2 separate regions of the Mus musculus genome follow, and region 2 is linked to region 1. A link is a loop called in an ENCODE intact Hi-C map of the cell type or tissue named here. Cell type or tissue: heart. All regions are shown on one strand. Each heading gives the region's core, and the rest is flanking DNA. Links, peaks and the distances in the headings are about the cores only. Region 1 holds the start of Tnnt1 (troponin T1, skeletal, slow). Region 2 holds the start of Gm36210 (predicted gene, 36210).

Evidence for each region. Hi-C counts contacts between places; a loop is a spot of excess contacts. Peaks named below come from ENCODE experiments on the same cell type or tissue, not always from the same donor. Only the 100,000 strongest peaks of a DNase experiment are listed, where the experiment ranks them.
Region 2: it touches region 1 in a loop (2.2-fold over the local background); 2 of 42 quality-filtered maps call a loop at or near these places.

Annotation. Positions count from the first base shown.
Region 1 is chr7:4,503,998-4,518,740 of GRCm38, reverse strand. Tnnt1 (troponin T1, skeletal, slow) reads left to right here and starts at 2,766. Exons shown (of 14, transcript NM_001277903.1): 1 at 2,766-2,810; 2 at 4,362-4,404; 3 at 4,515-4,528; 4 at 4,904-4,930; 5 at 5,128-5,160; 6 at 6,455-6,476; 7 at 8,361-8,424; 8 at 8,673-8,789; 9 at 9,106-9,183; 10 at 9,617-9,730; 11 at 10,158-10,267; 12 at 11,129-11,219; 13 at 11,318-11,358; 14 at 13,941-14,171. The coding sequence starts at 4,373. The coding sequence ends at 13,986. It overlaps Tnni3 (troponin I, cardiac 3), which reads left to right. Exons shown (of 8, transcript NM_009406.4): 8 at 290-436. The coding sequence ends at 373. In heart, for the core only: CTCF peaks have their summits at 8,666 (motif pointing left) and 10,440 (motif pointing left); DNase peaks (open chromatin) are centred at 7,110 and 8,660; H3K4me3 peaks cover 1,529 bases; H3K27ac peaks cover 2,780 bases.
Region 2 is chr7:4,903,745-4,918,487 of GRCm38, reverse strand. Gm36210 (predicted gene, 36210) reads left to right here and starts at 10,771. Exons shown (of 2, transcript NM_001370858.1): 1 at 10,771-12,203. The coding sequence starts at 12,031. Zfp628 (zinc finger protein 628) reads right to left here and starts at 3,271. Exons shown (of 3, transcript NM_170759.2): 1 at 3,083-3,271; 2 at 972-1,078. It overlaps Gm51297 (predicted gene, 51297), which reads right to left and starts at 523; the gene lies at 458-523. It also overlaps the pseudogene Gm5320. In heart, for the core only: a CTCF peak has its summit at 6,692 (motif pointing left); a DNase peak (open chromatin) is centred at 6,721.

The DNA.
Region 1 (14,743 bases), core at 6,476-10,475:
GTACATGGGGAGACAGGAAGTGCATAGGGAGATAGGAAGTACATGGGGGACACAGGAAGTACACGGGGGAAGACTAGATGTACATGGGGAGACAGGAAGTGCATGAGTGTGACAGGAGGTACAAGGGGAGATGGGAAATGATTACAAGAAGTTTGCCAGGTTGACTGAAGAGACAGGAAGTGCTCTAGAATCATATTCTTAGACAGGCTTCCAGCACAGAATGGTCTAGCAAGCTAGAGGGTAGATAGAGACCAGAAAGGGTCCTTAACCTCTGACTTTCCACTTGCAGGAAAACCGGGAGGTGGGAGACTGGCGCAAGAATATCGATGCACTGAGTGGCATGGAAGGCCGCAAGAAAAAGTTTGAGGGCTGAGCCATGGCTCCCACACTGTGCTCTGAAGGACGTCCCTGCAGAATAAACCTCTCCAAACCAGAAGGAACTGTGTGTCTGCTAACCTGGGGCACTTGAGAAGGGTGAGGGCAAGTGGGGTGGAGTCACAGGCAAGTTTCTAACATGGGTTTCTCACATGGGCTAGTCTCTTCTACAGAGAGCATAGAACGTGCCAAGCCCAAGGAAAGACGTGGCTCTGGGGTTAAGAGAACTGGCTGGGTTTCCTAGAGGATCCAGGTTTGATTCCCAATATCCACATAGCAGTTCAAAATATCTGTAACTCAGTGCCAAGAGGTTCTATGTCCTCTTCTAGCCACTGCTCAGACAAGCAGACTATCTATACATATCACAATTCTTTTTTTTTTCTTGATTTATTTATTTTATTATGTAAGTACACTGTAGCTGTCTTCAGACACCCCAGAAGAGGGCATCAGGTCTCATTATGGATGGTTGTGAGCCACCATGTGGTTGCTGGGATTTGAACTTACAACCTTCAGAAGAGCAGTCGGCGCTCTTAACTGCTGAGCCATCTCTCCAGCCCCCATATCACAATTCTTTATTAAAAATATTTTTTTTTAGAGCACCAAGAAAAGAAAAATAGAAACACGGCTATATTCACAGTGAGGCAGACAGATGACAGAGATCCTGTAAGAGACAGAAATAGGAAAGTGGGCTGGTGAGATGGCTCGGTGGGTAAAGCACCCAACTGCTCTTCCGAAGGTCCGAAGTTCAAATCCCAGCAACCACATGGTGGCTCACAACCATCCGTAATGATGAGATCTGACTCCCTCTTCTGGGGTGACTGAAGACAGCTACAATGTACTTACATATAATAAAAATAAATAAAAAAATCTTTAAAAAAAAAAAAGAAATAGGAAAGCAAGTCGGGTGTGGTGGCACACACACTTTTCATCCCAGCACTCGGGAGGCAGAGGCCACTGGATCTCTGTGAGTTCGAGGCTAGGCTGGTCTACATACTGGATTCCAGGTCGGCCATAGTGAGATCCTGTCTCAAAAAACCCCAAACTAAACTCAAACCAAAACCAACCAACTAACCAACCACCCACCCAACCAGAGAGAGAGAGAGAGAGAGAGAGAGAGGACACAAAGACATGCAGAAGGCTTGAGAAAGAGAGACAGAGAGACACATGGCCCAGACACAGAGGGGCAGAGCCCAAGTGATAAACAGCTTAGAGAAATATACAGACACACCGACCGCCAGAAACACACGGACAAAACCACAGAGAGATCGTGTTAATCCCACCACTGGAAAGTGGTGGCTGGAGGATCAGAAATTCAAGGCTGTACTTAGTTACATAATGAGTTCTAGTCTAATGAGGGCTACATGGGACCTACTATGTGGAACATCTTTCATTTCAAATCTTTTATCTCATTCCCCAAACAAACAAAAACCAAAAGCTATGCAGAATTTCACAGCAATCCAGATGACAGACAATGGACATGTGTGTGTGTGTGTATGTGTGTGCACACACACACATACACAGAGAGAGAGAGAGAGGGAAGAGAGAGGAGAGAAAGATCAAAGAGTCCAAACCCAAGAGGGGAAGAGAAGCCCAGAACACCCACAGAAACAGAACTGCACTGGAGGGAGGCATGGAGGGGGCGAGAAAGCTTGCCTTGCCACCACTAGCTTCCCTGGAGTTCAAGGTCACGGCTTGACTGGGAGTGGGGGTTGGTGGTGGGAGGATACTAAAAATGTTCCTGTTGGTTAGAAAGAGGAGGGGCTGGGAGAGTGAGGGCTCTCCAGTCTGACATCTCATCCCCTCCCCCCTCCCCACACCTGCTTCCCAGCTTTAGCTGCCTGTTGTCACCACGGTGGAATTCTGGTGGTGGACAAAAGAGTGGGGGTAGGGAGGGGGGAGACATTTGGACAGAGACAGAGAGGAGAGAGATGGAGGAAGCGGGGGGGGGGGCATGTGGGGAGGGGGGAAGGACACAGAATATACAGATGGAGGCCAGAGACAGAGGCCATGAGAGAAGTTTGAGAGAAGCCACACAGAGGTAGAAATAGAACCTCACTTAAGACATTCCCCTGGGTCATTAAGCCTCCTTTTCCTGTACTGTTTCCAGTCTTGGGAACTCCAAAGCACTGGGTATTGTTGGGTACTCTAAGAGGGTTTGAGGGGTGGCCTGATGGAGCCTGAGCCCTACGGTGTTTGCTGATGGAAATCCTACAGGGATGTTGAAGCCGATGACAGGTGTTGGACCCCCAAACTGGATGGAGCCAGAGGGGGCAGGGCAGGGCTCTGAGCATGGGGGATGGTGTCTGAATATCGGAATCCTCGCCCCCTCCTCCAACCTGGGGCGGGGCTCAGCACCTAGCTATAAATCCAGGGGGTGCGTCACTGTCCTCAGAAGCCTCAGACTCCCTCTACAGCATCTGTGGACCCAGCCTTAGGTAACTGTCTCTGAGTTCTTAACACTGATGTCTTTGGGGAATGGGGGCCAGGTGTGACAGTGGGGACAGAATATTCTCTTCCTTCCTCCTCCTCCTCCTCTTCCTCCTTCTTTGAGACAGTCCCATTCGGTAGCCCAGGCTGGCCTTGAGTTTGCAATCCTTCTGCCTCCTGAGAGTTGAGATTATAGGCAGCAGCAACCCAGCTAAGCCTGAGCCTTTGGGAAGACTTGGAGTGGCAAAAGTGGAGGGGTAGAATCTGGGGGGGGGGTACATAATCTGGGGCTGCTCTTCTTAACATTGTGGAGGAAGCATTCTGAAGGCAGAGGCATGTGGATCTCTATGAGTTCAAGTCTAGCCTGGTTTACAGAGTTCTGACTAGTCAGGGCAACATAATAATATCATCTCAAACCAAAGCAAAACCAAACAAAAACGGTTCAGAGACTGGGAAATTGTGGAAGGGCAGGTGCCCCGTGAATTAAGCTTTGGAGAGTATGAGGTACGGGGAACTGGGGAGGGCTTAGGGCCAGAAGTCCCAGTGCTCAAGAGGTTGAGGCAGAGGATTTTGAGTTCAGGGCCAGCTGAGAAACAACAATGTCCTGTCTTGGAATACAAACAAAGAAACAGCCAACTATTAGGAACAGTGACACTGTTATTCGTGGTGTCCTAAAAGGGATCCCTGAGTTTGGTTGTCAGGTATTTGAGGATCTTATATCTGGGGGCAGACTGTTCTGATGTTCTGGGAGGCACAAGAATCAGGAATTCAAGGTTATCCTTGGCTACATAGTGAGTCTAAGGCTAGTTTGGGTTATATGAGACCGTGTCTCAACACCACCCTCCAACCCTCTTCCAATCCTGAGGGTCTGAGACTGTTAGTGCCCAGAATTCATGTGCTGGTATGAACTGGGCACCCAACCGAGAGATGCGAAGATTTCTTGGTCTCACACAACAGGGGCATAGGACTGGATCTCAGAATCTGTGGGTAGTGAGCTTTGAAGATCTCAACCTGGGGGCTTTCAGGCCTAGAACAGCAGAGTTTGGATGAGGGGGTCACTGACTTTAGGGTCTCAGGACGAAGCTGCTCTTGATACAGCCATCCCTTTGTGGAATGTAGGGGGAAGGGGAAAGCGGGACAGGATGGGAGGAATCAGGGCTGTGGTAGGAGGGGAGCAGTGGGGCTGGGGTGGGGGGAGCCCCACTTCTCCAACTCCTTATTGGGAAATGTCCTCTGTTTCTTTGTCTGTGACATTCCCCCAAAATAGCACTAGAAGTGGGGCAGCTATTGTCTTTAAATCCTGTCCCTTTTCCAGTATCTACTAATCCCTCCAGGGATCAGGTTCTCATGGACCTGTCCCAGGACAAAAGAAAACAGCTGTGGTGAAGGAGGCCTACTGCCGCCTGCTTGTGGGGCTGCGGCCTGGCCTCCATGGCCTGGGCTGGGCTGGATGCCAGCCTTCCCAGATCCCATTCCTCCTCCATCAGACTCAGGAGTTCAGGCACCAGCCCCCTTCCTTAGGGATCTATCTCACTCAGCCTCCTCTCTCTGGTCTGCAGGTCTCTCCAGGATGTCAGACACCGAAGAACAAGAATATGAGGAGTGAGCAACGCAGTCTGGGGGCTTGGGGGCTTACAATGTGGAGAGATCATCCTATCCCAAGATGGCTAACTGTCCTCTCTTCTCTCTTCTCTCCTTGTTCATGTCTCTAGGGAGCAGGCAGAAGGTGAGTGGGGAGTGGGCTGGCCTAAGGGGTCGGGTAGGCCCTCTGGAGTTCTGACTTGGAGGAAACGGCTCCTGGAGCAGTCTAGCCCCACTTTGGTGTAAGGGTAGGGGTGTGGTATACTGATGCTACTCTCAGAAAACCCCTGGCAGCAACTGGAAATGCTCCCTGTTACATTTGCAGCTGGGGCACAGAGGGTCATCTTGTTAACCCAGTCTCCTATCCAGGACTAGGGCTTGGACCCCAGGTCTGAGGGAGGAGGGAGGAGGCCTGCTCTCCTGGGTCTGAGTGGGGAGTGCTGAGGCTAATCTCTGAGTCTCTGGGACACATTCACTGCTCCAGAGTTCCTAACATTTATGTGTCCCCACTCCTTTCCAGATGAGGAAGCGGTGGAGGAGGAGGAAGGTGAGGCTTGAATCCCACAGGTCTCTTCCTAGGCCTTGGGCTGGGGAGTGGGGGAAGGGACGATATGTTGGTCTGGAGGATCCTGGGTCCACTCTTTAACAGCATCTCGCGTCTCTTCCCACCCCTCTATGCTTCTGTGTGGCTGCCCCTTCCTGCACCTCCCTCCCAATCTTCGCTTCTCCTCCTGCCCCTCCCAGCCCCCGAGGAGCCGGAGCCGGTGGCAGAGCGAGGTAACCATAGCTTCTTCGCCTTCTGGGATTGATTCGGGGTGTCTGGGGACCCCGACATCATCAAGTCCGCAATCCACCATCACCTGATAAGCTCCTGGATAACCAGTCTGGCCCAGCCTGATCCTTTAAGCCCCTAGGGCCCTCCTGCGCCCTCTGGTGGCCGTGAAGGGAAATTGCCTGGCGTGGTTTGTTTTTTTAACCCCTTTCCCTTCCTTAAAGGGAGTGGTGTGCAAGCCTTCGTTCCAATCTTGGAAGAATGCTTACTAGAAAAGCTGAGTGTTGGCGGAAAGGTGCCCCATCTCCTCTCCTTTTGGCCTCTGACCCTGTATGGTTTTTTGTTTTTTTGTTTTTTTTTTCGAGACAGGGTTTCTCTGTGTAGCCCTGGCTGTCCTGGAACTCACTCTGTAGACCAGGCTGGCCTCCAACTCAGAAATTCGCCTGTCTCTGCCTCCCGAGTGCTGGGATTAAAGGCGTGCGCCACCACCGCCCAGCTGACCCTGTATGTTATATTTCTCCACTATATACATTCGAAGGCTGGGGCCTGAACCTTTTAATCTTATATTATGTTTTGTTTGTTTTTGAGACAGGGTCTCACATAGTCCAGGCTGACTTCAAACTTGCAGCAACCTTCCTGCCTCAGCTTCTTGAGGGCTGGGATTACAGGTGTTCACCACCACACTCAGTTTGGTTATTTATTTATTTATTTATTTATTTAGGGTTTTTTTTTTTTTTTTTTTTTGAGACAGTCCCCACCTGTAGTTTAAGCTGGCCTGAAATTCGATATATATCTTAGGTTGGCCTTGAACTCATAGCAACTCTCCTACCTCAGCCTCCTAAATCCTAAGATCACAGGCATGAGCTGAGAAACTTGAACTTTAGGGAACCACTAAGAAGTGTGTGGGGGGTGAGAAATATGTGTCCTAAGGGAGTAGGGGGCTGGGGATAGAGATCTGGGGTCCCTGAATGAAGAGAAGCAATGGGCTCTCTTTCAGTGCTGGGTAGGATGGGGAAGGCAGGAGACAGGGGTAGATAGAATTGTAAATTGTCCAGGCGTTTGGTCCTTTGGGCTTTTAGAGGTCTGGGTGGGGGTGTCCCCACACCAGTGGAGAATGTATGTCTGATGCGAGTGACCTTTTTTCCCCCTTTTCTCCACCTCAACTTTCCTTCACTCTCCTAATGTCCTCCCCCCAGCCTTGGGCTCGCAGGCTGCTTCTGGGTTTCCTCTTAAGGATGCCAAGCCTCTCTCTACCCAACTCTCTCTAATTATCTTTTTGTATTCCCCCATTGCCACCAGAAGAAGAGCGCCCCAAACCCAGGTGAGGTGCTACAGGGTGGGTGTGGGTTACAAGCCTATCTTCTCATGCTCCTCCACCAAGAGAGACAGGGCAGAGAAATCAAAAGGCAGAGAAATCAGGGCTTGAACACAGCCAACCTTAACTCTTAAAGCAAGAAGTTGAGGACCTTCCTACATTGTGAAACAGGTCAGATATAAAAATAACAGCCTGGGTTCTAGAAAACCATGCAAGGGGACTCTGTGTTGGCCCAGGGCCAATCAAGGAAGGCTTCCCGAGGAGGTGATAACCTGGACCCTCTCGATAAAGACCTTGCTAGCTGAAGGAAAGTTGTAGGCAAGGACAGTCATTTCTTACACTCAAAGTGAGTGGTTATGTATAAAACCCACTCTGGGTGCAGAACCAGGCCATCGTGAGAGTATGGTTAAGCCAGGGAGGCCAGTACAGGCTGTGGAAGCTAACTGAGCTAAGAGGAGGCCCGGAGAGGCCAGGGCTAGAGCTTAGGGACTCTTGGAGGAAGGAACGCAGTTACAGAGGTTCCAGGTTGGAGAGCTACCAGGGAAGGAATGCAGGAAGTGAGGGCCCTTTCCAAGGACTTTTGGGACCGACAACACATGGTCCTTAGAGACACCAAGTGGATGAGCCCTGCCAAGGCAAGGAATGTTCTGACACATGAATTATTCGGGAAGTTTCTGCTAACTTGGGCCTTGGGAAAGAGTGTTTGCCAGGCAAGGTGTTGCTGCATCCTCGGAAGAGTAGTCTTGGTGATTCTGAGTTCAGCATCTGTGGGTTTTGCTGATCTTAAATCATAGCTATTAAAAGAAACTGTAGGTGACCCGAGCACGCAGACGTTTTTCTTGTTACAGCTGCGCACTGTTGCTGTTAAACAGCCAGTAGTACAGCGTTAGAGCAACCAGGCAACTGTAAGTTGCTTAGAGAATAGCGATCTTTAAAGTCCATGGCCTTTAGCATGCGTGATCCCCGGGCTTCATCCTTACCCTTGAAATAAAATCTTCAGGCCTGGAGAGATGGCTCGGTGGTTGAAAGCACTGACTGCTGCTCTTCCAGAGGACTTGGGTTCAGTTCCCAGTATCCACGTGGTGGCTCACAAACATCTGTAACTCCAGTTCCAGAGGAGCCGATGCCTTCTTCTGGCACTTGGCCATACACGTGTTACACAGGCAGCAGGCAAAACCTCATACATACACATAAAATAAAATGGTTAAGAAGAAAGTGAAGTATCTCAGAGCAGTGCAAAAGGAAGAGCAGTGCTTTTAAACTGTAAGGCCTTTATTACGTATTTTGCGTGTGTGAGCACAGAGGTGTGTATGGTGCAAGTGTGGGGTGCAGAGGATGATTTACAGGGGTCGGAACGCAGACAATCAGGCTTGTCATGGGGGTCTTTGTTTGCTGAGCTACCCCTGCCTGCTTTTTATGCAGAGCATTCAATATATGGCCTCGTATGTTTGAGACAAGCATTCCGTCTTGAGTCACCCGCAGCCCCTCACTGGGGGAGTCGCCCCCTGCCTCTCCCTGGGGGATTCTTGTCAGGCATTCTACGGCCGAATCTCATCCCTAGCCCTGTTGTGATTTTTCATTTTGAGGCAGTGTCTCTTAAGTTTCCATGGATGGCTTTAGATTCTCTCTAGACCAGGCAGGACTTGAATTTGCCTCAGACTTCCGAGCAGCTAGGACAACAGATCTGTGCCACCGGGTCCTGCCAGTTTTTACAAGTATGTCAAAACAGGCAAAACAAAATACTCAAACTGTATTTCCCTGACTGTGGTCTCACACAGACTCGGGGGCCGGTGGGGGTGGGGGTGGGGGGTGGCTGTCATTTTGAACAGCGTGTGGTAAGGCAGAGGAGGGAGGCCAGCCTGTTGATGATCTCCAATTCTATCGACACAGCCGTCCTGTGGTGCCTCCTTTGATTCCCCCGAAGATTCCAGAAGGGGAGCGTGTGGATTTTGATGTAAGTGACAGATGTCCTACCCCAGAAGCAGCTGCAGGATTCTTGGCGCCTTGAGCCTATTCTGAAAAGTGCCCTTCTATGCTTCCTTCATGAAAACCCTGGGGGTAACCCAGGGTCCTGTTATTAGCAAGGAATGCTTTGCTGACATCTGCTGGAAGCCATCCCAGCTGGCTGTCAGTCATCACCTAGGGCTGGGGTGGGGCAGGCTCCAGGGCCCTGTCCGGCGGCCTCACGGGCTCCCTCTTCAGGACATCCACCGGAAGCGCATGGAGAAAGACTTACTGGAGCTGCAGACGCTCATCGACGTGCACTTTGAACAGCGGAAAAAGGAGGAGGAAGAGCTCATTGCACTAAAAGACCGCATTGTGAGCCGGAAATCCGGGTCCTCTAGTTACATCTATCTCCCGTTCCCTCCCTCCATGTAGTGCTTTGGGGTCTCTGGGAGAAACAGCGGGGACATTGGGCGGGTCCACTCCAGTATCCATTTCTACCAGGAGTGCATTTTGGAGGCGGAGGCAGGAAGATTACCATGAGTTCGAGAGACTGTCTCAAAAAGGACAATTAAATAAAAGAAACTATCCTTATTTCGTTCGTCTACTGGTGGAGGGACAACTTGTGGGAGGGGATAGCCTCCAAGAACCCCCACATTCCCTGCCCCAATCTTCCCCTTAATACCCCTAGGAGAGGCGACGCGCAGAGAGAGCTGAGCAACAGCGCTTCAGAACGGAAAAGGAGCGAGAACGCCAGGCCAAGCTGGCGGTAGGTGTCTGTCCTTTCCCTATAGGAGAATACTTTATTTCCCATTTTGATACTCTCTACGGTTCTCAGAAAGTCCCTGTAATGTCTAGCATAAGGATTTTCCTATTGGAAGGGTGAACAGTGCATATAAATAAAAAGTCTGCGGCTGATCTAGCTTCAGGCAGGGCTGGACTAAGAGACTTAAGCCACAGCACAAAGGCTGAGCTTTGCTGGGTATGATGGCCTCAGACCTATGATCCCAGTACAGGAGAAGCCGAGGCAGGAGGATTTTGTGAATTTGAGGCTAGCCTGAACTATATACCAAGTTAAGGAGTGGCTCTCTCCGTGGCTCCAACTTCACTTATGGAGATGCTAAGCCATCAACTACCCAGGCTAGGCTCTTCCTCCATCAGGTATGTAAGGCCACATGTCGTGGACCCCTTTGTTCTCACAGGAGGAGAAGATGCGGAAGGAGGAGGAGGAGGCAAAGAAGAGAGCAGAGGATGACGCCAAGAAGAAGAAAGTTCTGTCCAACATGGGAGCTCATTTTGGGGGCTACCTGGTCAAGGTGAGTCTAGCCTGTGGAAATCTGCGTCTACAAGGAGGGAAGGGAAACTTGAGGGTGCTGGACCTCATCCAGGGCCAGCTGTCACTGTAGATAGCATGCGGCAAGTAGGTGAGGGAGACACTCTGCTGATTGTCTCTGTCCCTCTTCCGGCCACAATGTTCCTCTGGTGGTGCCTGGGTGTGAGGGAAGAAGACCGGGGCCTGTACGCTTGAGGGAGGGGGCACGGAATTTGAGTTCCTGAGTCTGAGGAGAGAGGGCTGGAGCCTGGAGCTCTGGGACTGAGGGAGGAGGAGGCTGAGGCTGGACCCCTGAGTGTCTGAAGGGGGAGGGCTGAGATGTACTCCTTGCATGTGGTGGAGGCACTGGCCTTGCTGAGTGGATTTAGCCTCCAGGTTCTATCCCTGGCTTGGGATTCCTCCCACTCCAGGCAGAACAGAAGCGTGGGAAGCGACAGACTGGTCGGGAGATGAAACTCCGGATTCTGTCTGAGAGGAAAAAGCCCTTGAACATCGACTACATGGGGGAGGACCAGCTCCGGTAGGTCCTGGCAGCTCTCAAAAGGCTTCCACGGGCGATACTCCGGGTCTGAGCCTTGGTGCTGTGTTACTTCAGGCAATTGGCACTCCTTTTTCTGGGCCACTGTTGCTTTCTATGTTCAAAATGTCACTCAAATGCAAGCTACCCGGTGGATGGCCTGGCCTGTAGTGTCTGGCATCCACAGTGCCCCCTTCCGTATTTAGGTGGAATTGCAGCATTCAGGGAGGAGGTAGGAGGATCAATTCAGGGTCATCCTCTACTGTATATTGAGCTGGAGGCCAGACTTCACACACACACACACACACACACACACGCACGCACGCACGCACGCACGCACGCACGCACGCACGTACGTACGCACGCACACACACACACACACGCGCGCGCGCGCACACACACACACACGCACGCACACACACACGCACACACACACACGCACACACACACGCACACGCACGCACACACACACACACACGCGCACACACACACACGCACACACACACGCACACGCACGCGCGCGCGCACACACGCACGCGCGCACGCGCACACACACACACACACACACACACACACACACACACACACACACACACGCACGCACGCACTATGTAAGTAATAAAAACCAAACGGCTTTCACTCTGGGGCTCATAGCCATTACTTCCGGAGACTTCCATTTAGGAACTTCTGTTTCAGAAAGTGGTCACACATTTGAAAACCTTTTGTGGGCAATTTAGCAAGAGTGTAGCGACTATACCAATCCCAAAGAGACTTGCTGCATGGCTTGGGGTAAGTGGCTCGACCTCTCTGGACTCAGAGGGCAGCCTGGATCTTGCTGCATCCTGGTCCTTCTCGACCTGCTAGGGAAAAGGCCCAGGAGCTGTCAGAATGGATCCACCAGCTGGAATCAGAAAAATTTGACCTGATGGAGAAGTTGAAGCAACAGAAATATGAGGTGAGACCTACCTGCCTCTGTTGGGGCCCAGGCTGGGTGACAGGTGTGGCAGGTGGCCCTGGTTGGACATCTACCTAGCCTGGTCTCCTGCTCCACAGATCAATGTGCTCTACAACCGCATCAGCCACGCCCAGAAATTGTGAGTGCCACTCCCAACCTCCACAGACGGCTCCTTCTGTTCCCTCCCTCCCTCCCTCCCTCCCTCCCTCCCTCCCTCCCTCCCTCCCTCCCTCCCTCCCTCCCTCCCTCCCTCCCTCCTTCGGCTGCTTCTGCATACCACTGCCCTTTTGGCACCTCCTGTCTGTTTCCTGAGACATCCTATCCGTATCTGTTCTTGTGGGTTTATTTATTGGCTTTTTTTGTCTGTTTAATTTGCTTATTATTTCAAGGCAAAGTCTGTTTTGTTTGGTTTGGTTTGGTTTGGTTTTTCGAGACAGGGTTTTCTCTGTATAGTCCTGGCTGTCCTGGAACTCACTCTGTAAAGCAGGCTGGCCTCGAACTCAGAAATCTGCCTGCCTCTGTCTCCCAAGTGCTGGGATTAAAGGAGTGTGCCACCACTGCCCGCTCAAGACAAAGTCTTACTTGGTAGTTCAGGCTGGCTTAGAACTCACTGTGTAGCCCAGGCTGGCTTTGAATGTGTAAGCAGATCTTTTTGTCTCAAACCAGTGGAATGCTGGGATAGTTGATGTGACTTACCTACCATTCCTGGTTTTTTGTTGGACTGCTTATTTATTTTTAAGTCAAGGTTTCACATAGCCCAGACTCACTAGGAAGCTGAGGCTGGCCTTGAACTACTGATCCTCTGGATTCAGCCTCAGGAGGGCTGGGGTTATTGGCCTGCACTACAGTCTTTTGCTTTTCTTTATCAGCTCTTAGGTTTCAGTCTCACTCCCGGTCTGTATTCCTCCAATTCTTTTCTGAGTACATATTATTTTACACCATTTTTTGCATCATGTTTACATGCACACAGTGTGTACATGTGTATGTGTGTTTGTGTATGGGTGTATGTGTAGGTATGTATATGTATATGGGTGTATGAGTGTGTTCGGGTATGACTGTGTGTGTGTGTGTGTATGGGTGTATGTGTAGGTGTGTATATGTATATGGGTGTATGAGTGTGTTCGGGTATGACTGTGTGTGTGTGTGTATGGGTGTATGTGTAGGTGTGTATATGTATATGGGTGTATGAGTGTGTTCGGGTATGACTGTGTGTGTGTGTGTGTGTGTGTGTATGGGTGTATGTGTAGGTGTGTATATGTATATGGGTGTATGAGTGTGTTCGGGTATGACTGTGTGTGTGTGTGTATGGGTGTATGTGTAGGTGTGTATATGTATATGGGTGTATGAGTGTGTTCGGGTATGACTGTGTGTGTGTGTGTGCCCACAGAGACCAGACGTTTGTATCCACTGGAGCTAAATTACAGGCAGTTGTGCACCATACAACATGTGGAGTGTGCTCAGGAGACTTGGAAGACTTGGTTTCTTCTTCCTTGTGGTCCCAGGGATAAGGCTCAGATCTTAGGTTTGGCTGCAAGCACCTTTACCTGCTAACCCATCTCGCTGGCCTCTCTCTCTCCCTTTCTCTCTTTGTCCCTCCCTCTTCTGCCAGTTTTCCTTCTCTCTATTTTTTCTTATTAAGACAAGGTCTCCCCGTGGGGTGGTGGCGCACGCCTTTAATCCCAGCACTTGGGAGGCAGAGGCAGGTGAATTTCTGAGTGCGAGACCAGCCTGGTCTACAAAGTGAGTTCCAGGACAGCCAGGGCTACACAGAGAAACCCTGTCTCGAACCCGCACCCCCCCCCAAAAAAAAGAAAAGGTCTCCTGTAAGTTGGAGTGACCTAGAACTCCATTGGTATTTGAGACTGCCCTTAAACTCCTGACACTTGCCTGCCTCCATCTTCCAAACCTGGCACATGTGTGTGTGTGTGTGTACACACATATGTATACATATATGAATATCTATGTATGTATGCAGTACTGGGCACTGAGTCAGGGCCTCTCCCATGTTAAGTAAGTACTCTACCACTGAACCACAAACTAGGCCTCTCACTGGGGGATTACACACACACACACACACACACACACACACACACACACACACGTATGTAGGCCAGGTTGTCCTCAAACATTTCCTGATGCTCCTGCTTCATCCTCTTCAGGGCTGACATCACTGGTGTTCCCCACCATGTCCAGGCTTCCTGCTCAGTCTCTTTCTTGTTCTAGCCTTTTCTGTACTCTTCCAGCCCTCTTGAGCCCTGATGCATGTCACCACCTCTAGCTAACCCTTCTTTCACGCTCAAGCCCCTTTCACATAAATTTGCATGAGTTATCTGTGAACTAACCAAGAAAGTCAACTCCCACCAACCACTGGGCATTATCTGAAAGAGCTGCACTCAAAGGGGGTCGTAGCTCAGTGGTAGAACCACTACCTAGAATTCCCCGTGAGGGGCTGGGGGCGTGGCTCATAGGTAAACCCCTGCCTAGAATCCCCCAGTGAGAGGCCTGGTTTGTGGTTCAGTGGTAAAGTACTTACTTAACATGGGAGAGGCCCTGACTCAGTGCCCAGTACTGCAAAAAAGAAATAGCACTGCTGGCCTCTGCTCCCGACTTCCTCTGGGTGGGGGTGGGTATTTGGTGGACTTCCTGAATTTTAAAGATGCTGTGCTAAGCTTATCTCGGAGGCTCAGAACCTCTTCCTGACACCACCTTCTTCTCCCACAGCCGAAAGGGGGCTGGGAAGGGTCGAGTTGGAGGCCGCTGGAAGTGAGACTGCCAGGACATGACCTGCTGTGTGGAGCCCAGGAGCCACTGGAGCGTGTCCCATCTGTAACTCAAAATAAAGTGCCCCCAGGCATCTGCTTAAGTTCTTCAGGGTTGTTATTATGTGGGTTGATCGACATCTCCATACTGCCTGGGAGAGCCATCAACTGTCATTAAAGAGAGTTCAAGTTCATGACTGGGAGTACAACTTGTCTAGAGCTCATGAGACCCTGGGGTAAATCTCCAGTTCTGCTTAAACTAGATACGATGGCGAGTGACAGTAATCCCAGCACCGGGGAGGTAGACACAGGAGGCTCGGGGTTTCAAGGTCATTCCTTGGCCACACAGTGAGTTCAAGACCATCCTATATGAGAAATAAAGACAATACAGGTGGTAGTGGCATATGCCTTTAATCCCAGCACTCGGGAGACAGACACAGGCATATCTCATGAATTTGAGGCCAGCATGGTCTACAGAGCGAGTTTCAGGGCATCAAGGGCTACACCAAGCTACACCAAGAAACCCTGTCTCATCAGACAGACAGACAGACAGACAGGGCTGATAGAGGAATAGATTTATAAGCTGTGATCCTAGGGCCCAGGACACAGCCCAGCAGGTAGATGTGGATCCTGCCAAGCATCGTGACCTGGGTTGGATTAGACCACAACCCACATGGAAGGAAGAAGTAACTTCTGCAAGTTGCCCTCTGCCCCCCACATGTGTTGTCATACGTAAGCATACATGTACAATGACTAGAACGACTA
Region 2 (14,743 bases), core at 4,990-8,989, 400 kb before region 1:
TTCTGTCATCAGTCCCTTGGAAGAAGCCTCTGGCTTGGCTTCTTGCCTATTTTGAAGAGTTACGTCCTCAGCACTCATCTCCCTACTTCACCCTAAACAATTTCACTCTAAGGAAAGCCACTGAGTAGGGATCAAGGCTCAGGCATCCACTCCAGCACCCACTACCTGCCTCATTCCCTCTCAGATCCCCCAAATCCCTAGTGAGGATGCCCTGTTCCCACAGGATCTGCAACCTCTTTCCATCACGCAGTGTTACCAGCCTTGTACACACTCTCCCTGGCACACCCTGCCTGTGCATATATTGATGCCCGCAACTCAACATAGCCCATGCCTCTCAGCTCCCAGCACTTTCTCTGATCTCCATGCCCCCCCCCACCACCACCACCAGGGATAACCCTTAGCATGTTTCTTCTCCCACTGAAATCCTCTTGCTTCGCTGTCCTTAGCCACTGGCCGTGCTGATGACTGGAAAGAGAAGAGCGATCTGAATAATAAATATTCTCATCCTCCAATCCAGGCACCAACAGGTCCCAAACGAGCCAAATGTCTTTCCACCCAGGAGGCATCTTGTGATGTCTGGAGACACTGGCTGTTGCTTGTCTGTCAAGGGCAGGGACAGAGGTGCTTCTCAGCACCCTACAGCACACAGGATGAATCCCTACAAAGATGCAGTCCAAAAGAGTAGCAGCTGACAACTGCAAGGGTCCCCGCCCCCAAATACTCTATGCCATGGCCTCTGACCTCCCATGGCATCCTCTAGCAGTTTGCTTCTCTCCTGGCCCAATCCCAGCAGCATATGTAAGGAAACAAGACCCCTTGTTCCACTTCCCCCAGCCCTTTATATGTCAGGGGGACTAACCTGCCCCTCCCTCTGGAACCACGTCAGGTGCCTGCAGTCCCCACATACCCCAGCTCCTTGTACCTGCAGTCCCCACATACCCCAGCTCCTTGTACCTGCAGTCCCCACATACCCCAGCTCCTTGCTGCTGAGTCTTTCCTTTAAGCATATCTCCTAGCTGCAGATGGCTGACTCTCCCTTCTGTGACCACCTTAGCCTTCGGGCTGGATCCTTCTAAACCTGGAGGTGGAGAATCAGAGCTCAGTCAAGAACTGCTGTCTTCCTCTCTGCCCCCACTGCCCCTCTCTGAAAGCCCTTACCCTCCCCTAGGATTCCACAATCTATAGAAAACTCTAAAAGTGTGACTCTACCCAGGCCTCTCCTTTGCTCCAAATGCTTGGGACACAAGATACCTCACACTTAACCACAATCTAACTCCAGGTCTTTCTCCCTCTATGCTCTCCTGTTACAAAACTTAAGGGTTGGGCAGGAGATGTAGCTCAGTTGATGGAGTGCCTATCCAACACACACAAAGTCCTAGGTGTGAGCCCCAGCACTGCTAAACCAGGTGTGGTAAGAGGAGGCTAAGACAGGAGGATGAGTCTGAGGCAAACCTGGATAGTAGTCACACCTATAAGGGGACAGAAGACAAACTCCCTTACAGGAGCCTGCTGACTGCGCATAACTACGTCCGTCTTCTCCCCTCTTGCAGGCCTCCTGTCCCTCTAGCCGTTCAACTAAGCAGGGAAAGCTACCACCACCTTATGCCTAGTGCCCTTCCCCTCCACCATCCACAACTCACACTGTCACCTCCAAGTCTTCAAGAACTCACCCCAGAGAGCCTTCCTCAGACCACCCTTGAGCACTCCCTGATCTCCTCCCATGCCTTATTTGCTCCCTTCTTCACGGGGCCCATCACCTTCTAAATACTATAGGGCAAGCATTTCTCTTTGTCTTTTTGAGACACAGTTTCTCTGCACAGCCCTGGCTGTCCTGGAACTCACTACCTAGACCAGGCTGGCCTCGAACTCAGATGTCTGCATCTGCCTCCTGAGTGCTGGGCTCAAAGGCGTGCATCACCACCACCCTAGCCAGGACTTCTCAACCTCACCAGCACAGAGATTTGGAGACAGGTCATTCTTTGTCAGAGGGGCTGTCTAATAAATGGATGGGTGTTCATCAGGATTCCTGACTCAATAGGATGGATGCCACTGGTAACAAAACACAGTGCCAGCTTGACCCTTCCCTAGTAAATCCTGAAGTCAGTACTGCAGTGACAGTACCCCAGGACAGTCCCATCAACATATAAGTCTCTTACTGCTTGTTCTACTCTGTCAATGTTCACATCATCCAAACAGAGAACCTCTGCTTCGTTCGATCGATCGTTCTCTGATGCATCCATCACCCACCAAAACATCAGGAGAGAGCATGCTCAGTAAAGACAGTCTGAGTGAAGAGAGGGAGGCACCCCCTTTTGACAGGTTATAAAGGATTTCTTTTTCAAAGGGCAATAGGCTATGAAGGATTGTTTTTTTAAAGGGCTGTTGTTCCTTTTGGCGTGTAGGTGACAAATGAGGTTCAGAAACTGTCTGTGCCTCTGAGGCCATATCTTTTAACACAAGAGGCCCAACGGAACAGGGACCCATCTTAGCAGTGAGAGTGCCCTTTAAGCGTCTGGGCTTTACGAGGAAGCTCTTGGGGTTTGGGATGTAGCTCGGTTATTAAGGGTTAATGACTGGCATGCACAAAGCTCTGGGTTCTTGTCACAGTACACCATAGAACTGGGCGTGGTGGCACAGGCAGGCCTGTAATCCCAGCGCGCAGATGAAGGCAGCAGGATCGTAAATTTAAGGTCATTGTCAGCTATACAGTGAGTCTGACGGCATCCTAAGCTACATGAGGTTTTATCTGGGAGGGAAAAAAGATCTCTTTGTTCAGATAGTCTAGGGACCAGCAGAATTATGAAACTTTTCCTTCAATGTTTGGGAAACTATCACCCGCTTTTAAGGAAATAACCCCCTTTTAGGAGAAAGGGGAGAAGGGAAAGGGCAGGAAGCTTTGCAAAAATGCAGCTAAACACACTGTCCTTACCCCTTTAAGAGGGCGGAGCCGGCCTAACAGATTAAATATCGGAGGCGAAATAGCGACCTTCCCTTTAAGGTACCCCTTCCGGTTTCCCGCTCGCCGTTCTCCAAACGACTCCGCCCTCCGGCCCTTCCCCCACCGCGCCCTCCGGTCTCTCACCTGTGGCCCCGGTCGGGGAGGGGGATCAAGGAGAACCCCAGGGCCTTCCCGCGGGGGCTGACGGGAAGCGGGGCCCGGCACAGCGCTGCGGGACCCGCGGCCCGGGAGGGGGCGGGGGCGCGCTCCCTCCCCACGGCCCCCGGCGCGAGGCACTCAACCTTTATCGGCGGCCTCTCGCGCACACAAACCCCGCCGCCGCCGCCTTCGTGCGTCATGACGCAACGCGCCAAGCCCGGCCCGGCCCCACCCACTGCTGGGGTTCGCCAGATGCAGAATCCCGGGGGTCCAAGCCTCAGGCCCGTGGTGTACACGCAGACCCTGTTCCCTCGTGCTGGGAAGGAAACTGAGGCACTCAACCTTCCTGCATGGCCTGGGATGGCCTGGGTCTCGGGAGTCTGAGTTGCCCCTACAAGCCTGCTTTTTTTCCCCTGCCTGCTGGTATCTGGGGCCAAGCTTGCTTTCTGAGCCTGTGCTGAGACTTTCGGATAGATTATTTTTGTTGTCTTAATTGTTTTTTGTTTTTGTTTTTTACTTTTTGAGACAATGGGCTCTTGTAGGCTCATGTAGCACGGGCTGGCCTTGAATTTTTTTTTTTTTTTCCGAGACAGTCCTGGAACTCTGTAGACCAGGCTGGACTCGAATTCAGAAATCCTCCTGCCTCTGCCTCCCAAGTGCTGGGATTAAAGGTGTGCGCCACCACTGCCCGGCTGCCTTTTTCTTAAGATCTATTTATTTTTACCTTCTCTGTATATGTGAGTTCCCACATGCATGTCTGTGCACCCCATGTGTGCCTGGTGCCTGAGGAAGCCAAAACAGAGTGTCAGATCCTTTGGAGCTAGAGTTACAGGGCAGTTGTGAACTGTCTGGTGTGGTCCCAAGGAACCGAAGCCCAGTCCTCTGTAAAACTAGCAGTTGTTCTTAACTACAAAGCTATCACCCCAGCCCTAACTTAGAGGGCTGGTGAGATGGCTCAGACTGATGGTACTGATGCTCGCTGCCCAGTGAAGCCATAGAGGAGTCTTAATCCAGCAACATGGCTATTGTGGCTGGAACACAGATATGACCTTAGTACACACCTTTAATTCCAGGAGACAGAGGCAAGCAGATCTCTTTGAGTCCAAGGCCAGCCTGGAATAGAGCAAGTTTCAGGTAAGGAAAAGCTTAGGACCAGGTTTGGTGGTGCATGCCTTTAATCCCAGCACTCAGGAGATAGAGGCATGTAGATCTCTGAGTTCTAGGCAACCAGTTCAGTTGAATCAGTGAGTTGAGAGGCTATGCAGAGGAGTTCAGAGGTAGTTTTCATAGAGATGGTTTTATAGAGACAAGTTGCAGGTGAAGACACAATGAGCCAGAGAATAAAAAGAAGCCAAATTAGAACAGATTTCTAGAGTTAGTTTGAGGTCAAGCAGAGCAATTCAGTCAGAAGCTGAGAGAATCAGTCACTTTGGAGAGGTGTTTAGGCCAGAGAAGCTGAGTTGAACCAGCCAGCCAGAATTCAGAAAGAGCTAGAAAGGGTGAGTTTATTCAACAGTAGACATCAGAGATGGCAATTACATCTGGAAAATAGCAATTACATTTACAACATGGATATGGTGAAAGGTGAGAACAAACTCCCACAAGTTGTCCTCCAATCAGCATCTATGCTGTGTGGCAAATACATGCATGCCCATACACACAAAATAAGTGGCTGAATGTAATTTACATTTTTTCATTTTATGTATGAGAGAGAGAGAGATCCAGAGAACCCGCCTTTGATTTCTAGAATCCACAACAGTGGCTCACAACTGTAACTCCAGTCCCACAGAACCCTCCCGAGACACCGTGGACACAGGCACAGACATGAGTGTGGTAAAACACACATACACATAAAAAGAAATATATTATTTAAGTTCAAAGTCTCGCCTGAGATTCAAGGCAGCCCCTTAGCTGTGAGGCCCTGCAAAGTCAAAAAGAAAGTTCCAAGATTCTGATATGCAGTGACACAATAGACACCCTGTAGGGTCCGAAAGTCAAGTCGCTGAAGACTTCAGACTCAGTATGCAAAGACGGTTTATTCTAGAGAAACAACCAGCATGCAGAGGTCAAATATTTTTCAAAATGTCAACCCCAGACAAAGGTGCATAGGCCTTCTTATAGGGGGACTGTCAGGAAGGATCAGGTAATCTAAAATTTCATTGGTGAGTGCTAGGCTGGGGGGGGGGGGTCATGGGTGGTCAGTGGCCTGCATTCCTATGTCACGAACTTTAACTATAGGATGAGGTAGGGCTACCCAGCGCAGATGGCCCATTCTGAGATAAAGTATTTTCCCCATTTTTGTGGTTATCCCCAGGTCTTCTTTGGGAGGAGTTTTATGACCTTGTTTCTGTGTTTTGTGGTCTGCTTGGAGCTGGTGCCTAATTGCTTTCTTTTCAAAGTCAGGCCTGGTCCTTAAATGAAGACAAATGGGGTTTATGTTGTCCTTTCAATTCCCATTCCAAAATGGGGGAGTGGGAAGATAGGAAAAAGAAAGAAAGGAAGAAAGGAAGAAAGGAAGAAAGAAAGAAAGAAAGAAAGAAAGAAAGAAAGAAAGAAAGAAAGAAAGAAAGAAAGAAAGAAAGAAAGAAAGAAAGAAAGAAAAAGCCACCCAAACCCAGCAGGGCAAACATTAGATCCTGTATTTCCACTGCCGCAGCACAGGACATCCTGTGGGCTTTGTTGCAGCATGCATGGCCTCCATGGACGCTGGTTCTTCTCCACATATTTTTCTTTACCAAATGTTCTACATTCTTGGTTTCTCCAACGTCCTCAGGTTTCCATCTTGTGGAAGACTTCACTTCTATAACTTCATACATGGTCCACTCAAGGTCTTTGTAGTGGTTTGAAACAAAATGGCCTCCATAGGCTCATAGGAAGTGACAGTATTAGGAGGTGTGGCCTTGGAGGAGGTGTGGCTTTGTTGGAGGAAGTGTGTCATTAGGGGGTGGGCTTCAAGGTCTCCGAAGCTCAAGCCAGTTCACCTCCTGCTGCCTAATGAATGCAGAACTCTGAGCTCCTCCACCACCATGTCTGTCTGCGTGCTACCATGTTTCCTAAGATGATAATGGACTAAACCTCTGAACCTGTAAGCCAGCCCCAATTAAATGTTCTCCTTTGTAAGGGTTGCCGGGATCGTGGTATCTGTTCACAGCAATAGAAACTCCACCCTTAGCAGGTAAAATTCCAAGTTTCCTGGAATACAAGCACTCCGGTACTGGGTAACTGAGATGGTGCCTTAAGTGATTACCGAGGCGGGGATGGGGGTGGGGGTGTAGCATATACAGCGTGGATACACTAGACACAGGATTTGTTTTCTAACTGCAGTGGATGGCATACTGTTCCATACTGTTCAGAACAGAATGCAAATTAAGATGACGAATGCTTTAATTCTGGAATTTTCCGTGTGGTATTTGAAGACCAAGATTGATTGTCTAAACTAAAACTAGAGAGACCTCAGATTACACGGGGCTGTGGGGGGTGGGGTGACGGGGGTTCCGGGAATGCTCACACAAATGGAACAGGAGAAAAGGGGGCCTGGGACCTTGAGCTGGACCACCCAACATCAGTATAGATATTTCGCGCCCCCTGGCGGATCATCCCCAAGTTGCAAGCTGTGTGCTCAGGCTGGACATGGCTTGGAAACAGAGGAGCTCGTGGATGTTTCTCTTGGCTGCTAGGAGCAAGGAATCCAGGTCAACTTCTGGAACTGAGCTAGCAAAAATGCTATTAGCTACAGCAGTGGTGACCCCTGGCTGGCCCTGGGAGTGTGAGCCTTTCATTCGACTCTGGAGAGACCCGAGAGTACACTTCCAGCAACTCTGGACCAAGGAATTCCAGCCTTCCCCCACCTACCAAGATTTGTAAAAAATAGACTTTATCTGGACGTGGAGACAAGCCTCCCTAAGGAACCACCCATAGGACCTAGGTGTAAGTGTTAACAGCTCTGAGGGGAAAGGTTTCCTTGACCCAAGTGTTGCAGTTCCGCTATTCTGTAAGTTAGGCGCCAAGAAATACCACAAAGTTGCACTACACATCAAATCTTACTCACATAAGAGATTTACTGGGAAAGACACAAGAGGGTGGCTGCCTCTGCTCAGGTGAAAAGCAGCAAAGAACTGGACAGGAAGCGGGCTTCATATAGAATTTCCTGGGTGGGACGGTCAGAACTTTCTAAGGTGGTCTGGGCTTGTTGGGATTCTCTGGTCTCTTCTTGGGCTCCCCCTCCCCTTTCCTTTCCTCTGTAGGACAGAGCTTGGCTGCTTGCATCTCTATGGGCTGGAAATGGCCTTTATGGTTGTTTGAGTAGTCTGGGGGCAGGGCCTGGCCACTGGCTCTCCTCCAGGGACTTACACTCAAAAGGGTGGTTCACTTTAAGATAATATACTTTTTCTTCCCAGAATTCTCTCCCACTGATGCAGTCTCAGGTTCAGCTGGGTCTGTGTGCTTCCTTAGAAAGGAGTAAATAACTGTTTTTCCTTTCTTCTTTTTCCATCAGACTCTAGCCAGAGCCTGAGTGTGCTCTTAAACGTCCTCACCATGGCTTTGGGCTTCCTTGCTCTGCTGTGTGGCTTGGCTACCTGCTGTCTTGTGGCTGACTTCCCAGTTCATCTTCTCCCTCCCTTCTCCTCCTCTTCCTCCTCCTGACAACTGTGAGCTTTACAGCTTGCCTGCTCTGGGACTTTCTTCTTTTCTTTTCTTTTTTTGAGTTAGAGTCTTTACTAGATATTAGTTCAGGCAGATGCCTTGGTTCTGGATCCCCTCTCCCTTTAGGTCACAGTGAGCGGGTTTCTTCAGAAGAGCCTGTGGGGCTGAGACTTCTGAGCCCCATGGGCAGAAGCAGAACTGGAAAGCCTCAAATACATGCTGCTTCCATGCTTCCAGGCTGGGCAGCAGGGAGGAGAGCCCAGGGCTCTCCGTCAGACACCTTGGAGGTTTGGTAGGACAGCAGCTGTACACCCGCCTCTGCCGGGAGGCCGATCACAGGGTTGGAGGGCTGAGCTGGGAACGTGAGCAGGGGTTGGCCCCTGCATAGTGGCACCTCTAGTCTGAAAACAGTTCCGTTGAGCACCTGCAGCATTGGTGTGGTGCCCTGGTAGGGAGTACCAGTCAGGGCCACAGTCAGGAGGCATTCCCCGCTGCCCTGCTCCCCTGGGACCCCAGGGTTGTGGAAGATGGTGACATTGAGGCCAGCCTCTTTCACCAGTAGCTTAGCGTTCAGCAAGTTCATGTCTGCCTGCTTAGATGCTTCTCTCAGAAGGCCGACAATGACTACAGGGCTCAGGCAGGTCCCAGCATTCTTCAGAGATGTTCCTTGTGTAACCACCTGGATGGTCCCTTTAGGGGAGCCAGCCCAGGCGTGCATCTGCCAGACCAATCCAAGGCTTAGTGTGTGGAGAGAAGGCACTGGTGAGGGCCTGGGCGTTCACGACGCCTGTTAGAGATTTCCCCTTCACCATGTCCACAAACTGGACTGCGATTTCCTCCCCACAGCAGCTCTGGGCCTTCTTGGTGCTGGCACCCAGGTGGAGACAGCTGATGATGTTCTCGTGGTCCACTAAGGCCCGGTGGTGGCTCTTCTGTAAATATATCCAGTGCAGCCCCAGCACATTGACCAGACCGCAGGCCACCTTCATCCACAATGCCTCCTCGAGCACAGTTCACCACTCGCACGCCTTTCTTGCACTGAGCAAAGGTGCTGTCATGCAGCAAGCCTGTGGTGGAGGGCAGGAGAGGGGTATAGATAGTTATGAAATCACAGAGAGGCCAGATCTCCTCCAGCGGCAGCTGCTGAACACCAAAGGAGGCCGCGACTTCAGGAGAGATGACGGGGTCATAGCCTACAGTCTTCATTCCAAAGGACTGCATTCAGGTGGCCACCTCTCTTCCGATTCTGCCTAGGCCAAGAATTCCCAGTATCTTCCCGTTCAATTCTGTCCCGTGAACTTCTTCCGGTCCCATTTGCCATCTTTCATCGAAGCCGTCGCCTGGAGAATCTGCCTGGCCAGACACATGATCATCCCACAGGTGAACTCCGCAGCACTGATGCTGTTTGCATTGGGGGTGTTCATGACTAAGATGTCCTTCCTCATGGCAGCCTCCAGAGCCACATTGTCCACGCCTGTACTAGCCCTGCCCACCGCCTGGAGCTTCTCTGCTGCATTGATGACAACAGCAGTGACCTTAGTAGCTGACCGGACAATAATGCCTTCACAGTCCTGCAGCTCGGCTGTCAGCTCCTTCTTGCTCAAGTTCTGCTTCTCCACCACCTGCAGCCCTCCATCTTGCAGGATCTTCCGGCAGCAGGGCTCCAGGCTGTCACTGATGAGTACTTTGCTCAGATTTGCAAAGGCCATTGCTAGAGTCAAGCCTTAGAATCAGTTGCTCTGGGTGGGCAGAAGCACTTAGTTCAAAAACTGCAGGCAAGGGCTGGCTCTGGTGACTGGGCAGGAATTTTCTTTTGTTTTTTAAGACAGATTTATTTATTATTATATGTAAGTACACTGTAGCTGTCTTCAGACACACCAGAAGAGGCCATCAGATCTCATTATGGATGGTTGTAAGCCACCATGTGGTTGCTGGGATTTGAACTCAGGACCTTCAGAAGAGCAGTCAATGCTCTTAACCGCTGAGCCATCTTGCCAGCCCCCAGAGATTTTCTTTTTAAGCTCTAATAAATTGTCCTTGTGTTTCCATCTGGGTTCACACACACACACACACACACACACACACACACACACACCCGAGACAGGGTTTCTCTGAATAGCCCTGGCTGTCCTGGAACTCACTTTGTAGACCAGGCTGGTCTTGAACTCGGAAATCCACCTACCTCTGCCTCCCAAGTGCTGGGATTAAAGGTGTGTGTCACCATCGCCTGGCAATTAGGTCTTTTCTTAATTCTTTTTTTTTTTAAGAGATTAGCTATTTTATGTATGTATGTATGTATGTATCTATGATGTATGTATGTATTTTATGTATTGTATGTACATGAGTGTTCATGAACACCAGAAGAGGTCATCAGATCCCATTATTGGTGGTTGTGAGCCACTGTGTAGTTGCTGGGAATTGAACTCAGGACCTCTGGAAGAGCAGTCAGTGCTATTAAAGGCTGAGGCACCTCTCTAGGCCCTTCTTAATTCTTTTATTAATGAAACTAAGGGCTTCATGAGGGGACCCTGATTTCCCCTTCCCTGGATCACATGATAGCTCTGCTGAGACCTCAAGAGACCTGGTAGTGGGTCTGCTCTGCCTTTAAATTCTTTAAATCAGCAGAGAAAATGAACCTGTGTCATCTTCATCGCTAGATGGTAACACACACACACACACACATACACAGAGACAGAGACAGAGAGAGGCCACAGCAGGAGTGAGGAACTTCAGGGCCATTCCCAGCCACTGAATGAAAATGAGGACCTGAGGACCTGACTGTTCCTTAATGTGGTTGAAGAGAAGGTTTTATAGCAGATATCAGGGAGAGCACAGCCAGAAGCATCCAGACTAAACAGGGCCATGGGGCTCGGGGGAGGAATAGAAGGAAGGATAGAGGGGACAGGGAGAGCCCATGGGAACCGAGAGAGCTTGTGGACCAGGGGAGAGTTATATAGGAAGAGTTATATAGGAAGCTGGAGAAAGAGAAGGTAAGCCCGGGCCCTGGGCTGGAGAGGTTTAGGGGTGTGGGAGGGGTGGGAGGTGCTGGGAGGAGCCACAGGGATTGTGGGAGACTTGCCCTGGGTTTCTTTGGGACCTGACATTTTAAGTTGAAAGCCAGCCTTGACAACATAAGAATTACATAAGACCCTGTCTCAAAAATGAAATGAAATAAAGCCCAAGAGACACAAGGAGTCTAAGAGACCCTGAGAGGAGCCAAAAAAGACCAACATGGTGAAAGACAGGATCAGAGACACTAGAGAAGAGGGAAGGACAGACAGCAGGGAAGGACAGGCGAGGTACACAGGCAGGGACAGTATAAGAATGAAGAAGATTGACAGCCATGAAGCTAGTGAGAATCAGGAACTTTTAGAGGTGGGAGAGATGGAGGGACCTAATTCAGGAAGAATTTCAAGGAACTAGAGGCACCAGGGCATCGGAGACCCTGACTATCCCCAAATAGACACTTGTCACAGAGGCCGGTCCTGTCTCTCAACAGCAGGAGCCAAGCCAAGTTTGGCTCACAGCCTCTCCTTCAGTCAGAGATCCAGTACCCTCCATCCGAAGTGGCACTCACATACACACACCCCCACACAGACATACACGTATACAATTATTTAAACAACCCAGAATCCCTTGGGGGACAGCCTCAGACGTGTTCTGTTCTCCCCACCCCTGGAGTCTGAAACCTGGCTCCCGCATGGTTCTCAGGATTCAGACGCCAGAGTCGGGTCCCCTCACAAAGAAGTAGGCCTTGGGGTGGGGTAGTCTGAGGGTGATGGGCTTATGTGGGGTGCTTGACCCACCCCGGAGGTTCTGGCACCTCTCTCAGAGACAGGATCCTTCTTCCAGCCACCAGAGATCCCCTCCCCGCGTCTCCTTTTCAAAGGCACTCAACATTAATCGCTGAGGTTGACTCTGTGCCTAGCCCGGCCTTGCTAAAGAGGCTTTTGTCCCCTTAATTGGCTATCTCTAAGAGCCTATCTCCGCCTCAGCACCCACGCGCCCCTGCTTTATATCCCAGGCCCAACTATGTGTTAATTGGGCATGTAAGAGATGTGCGGAACACCCCCTCCCCTCCCTGCCCCTTGCCTTCCTATATGAGCCTCTCACCTGCAGTCATCAGAGTCCAGCATCTGCAGTGGGACAGGCACATCGGGAGGGCTTACCTTAATTACCAGGGTGGTTTCCCATTCTGTAACACCAGACCTTGAGGCCATATGCTCCTGTCCCATCTCTGGTTTGTGGGGTGATTTCTGATCTGCATTGTGACTCCTAAGCAACCAGCCATGCACCCTGGATCCCCTGCAGCCCCTGGGGTCTCTGAGCCTGGACCCCGAGAGCTGTGTGCCTTTGTGAGTGGGGCTTCGGCCCACATGCTGCGGGCCCTGCAACCCAGGCGTATTCGGCCCTCCAAACGCAGACCCAACCACCGGAGGTTTCTACACAACCAGATCTGCAGGTAAGTGGTGCTGGGAAGAGGCACAGGGTGGACACCGGGAAAACCTCAGGCTGATTTTAGCACCATTTTGTATCCATTACCGTGTGCTTTCTGTGCTGAGTCAACACCCATCACTCAGCAAAGCCAATGAAAGCTTTACAGAGCCTGAGTCCAGGTGTGGGGGGACCGAAGGCAAGAATGGCCCGAGTAAATAACTGTAGCCAGGCACTGTGGCATGGGACTGTAATCTTAACACTCCTGAGGATGAGGCAGAGGGACTGCTGCGAGTTTTCGGCCAGTTTATGTAGCATGTGAGAGGCCAGCCAGGTTAGGTAACAAGATTCTGCCTCAAAAATAAATAGATAGATAGATAGATAGATAGATAGATAGATAGATAGATAGATAGATAGATGAGAGGGCATGGCACCACCATGTGGATAAGCCTTGAAAAGAAGATTTCAGACAAAGTAGGTCTCAGCTGTTAGCCAGAACCATAAATTGAGAAGCCCAACAAAGCTGCCAGCCGGAACCGGCAGAGAGGCTGTGGTTAACAGGGAAGAGGTCCCCTCTGGAGAGGATGAAAAGCCCTAGAGCTAATTAGAGGCCTTGGTTGTACAAGATAGTGAACACTGGTCAGATGTGGCAACACAGGCCTCTAACCCCAACAGGCTGAGGCAGGAGGATTGCTGCTCATTCCATCCCGGCCATTCTCGGCTACAGGGTGAGAGGGTAGGTGTAGGGGGACTGATGGATTATGGGAAGGTAAGTGTGTGTTATAGATTAGTAGGAAAGGAGCTGCAGTTTTGAACTATGTATTTTACATTGTTATAAGTAGGCTCATCAAACATCTGAGTTTCAAAAGTGGAATGAGTTGGACTGTGAGGTTTTTCCCTCATCAGCCATATTTACCCGGCCTCTGGACAGCTTACTTTCTCAAGTGGCACCGTATATCAATGGTCCTCAACCTGTAGGTCCAGACCCATTTGGGGGTCACATATAAGCTATCCTGCATATCAGATATTGACATTAGAAAAATTACCATTATGAAATAGCAAGGAAATAATTTAATGGTTGGTTGGGGGCCAGCATGACATGAGGAACTGCATTAAAGGATTAAAGCATCAGGAAGTTTGAGAACCACTGTCATATATGGTATGTTAAGGTTTCTTTGTAATTGACATATGCTGTGTATGTGCAAAACAAAATACCTTTTAAATTAAAACAGGAATCATAACAATCGACACATTTTTTCCAGAGAGAAGTAACGGTTCTTATCATTATTCCTGTAGTATAATAATTTAAGCTGGACAGACAGACAGACAGCTCAGTGGTTAACAGCACTGGCTGCTCTTCCAGAGGCCCTGGGTTCAGTTCCCAACACCCACATGGCAGCTCACAAGTTTAACTCTGGTTCTGGGGGGGGGGGGGAGGATCTGATGCCCTCATATCTATGCACATAAAATAAAATTGAAATAAATTATTTTTTAAAAAATTCAAGCTCGGAGAGGCTAGAGAGATGGTTCAAGGGTTAGAGGGGTGACTGCTCTTCCATATGTTCCCTGCACATATGTATGTCAGGGGGCTCACAGCTACCTGTAACTGCAGTTCCAGGAGTTCTGAAGCCCTCTTCTGGTTTTCATGGGCAACTACACTCACGTGCACATATCCCCCGCACCCCCACACACACATACATACAGACCATATGTCTAATTAAAGAGAAATCTTTTTAAATGCCATATATGGAGCCCCTTGAAAAAGTGTCAGTCAGTTGTCCAGAGGTCAGGTGAATATGGCCAACAAGGCAAAGCCTCATAGCCCAATTCCTTCCACTTTTGAAAACCGGATACTTCACGAGAAGTCCAGCAGTGGCACGGAAAAGAGGTGGGCCTTTCCTGCTGGCCAGTGCCAGCTGCAGGAGTCGACGTTTTGGGTGCATCTCACGGATCTGCTGAGCATGTTTCTCAGATGTAATGGTTTTGCTGGGATTGAAAAAGCTTAGGGGGTCAGACTGGCTGCAGATCACTGAACAGTGAGTGAACGATCTTTTTTTTTTTTCTCCACGTTAGCTTTGGGATGTGCTGAGCTGGCCACTGCCTGTTGTTGTGTAGAACACACTTTTCTTTCTTTTTTTTTTTTTTTAAGATTTATTTATTTTTATTGTATAAAGTACACTGAGCTGTCTTCAGACACTCCAGAAGAGGGAGTCAGATCTCATTACAGATGGTTGTGAGCCACCATGTGGTTGCTGGGATTTGAACTTCGGACCTTTGGAAGAGTAGTCGGGTGCTCTTACCCACTGAGCCATCTCACCAGCCCCAGAACACACTTTTCATTGCATGCCACAGTCCAAAGAAACAGTTCTTGGGCCCGGTGTGGTGTTGCTTGCCTTTAATTCCCGCATTTGTGAGGCAGAGGCAGAGGGAGTTCTATGAGTAGAGGCCAGCCTGGTCTACAGCGTGAGTTCCATGACAGCCAAGGCTACATGGTGAGACCTTGTCTCAAACAAAAACAACAACAATTTTTTCTATGTTGTATAGAAGGACATTGTTTTACAAAAAAAA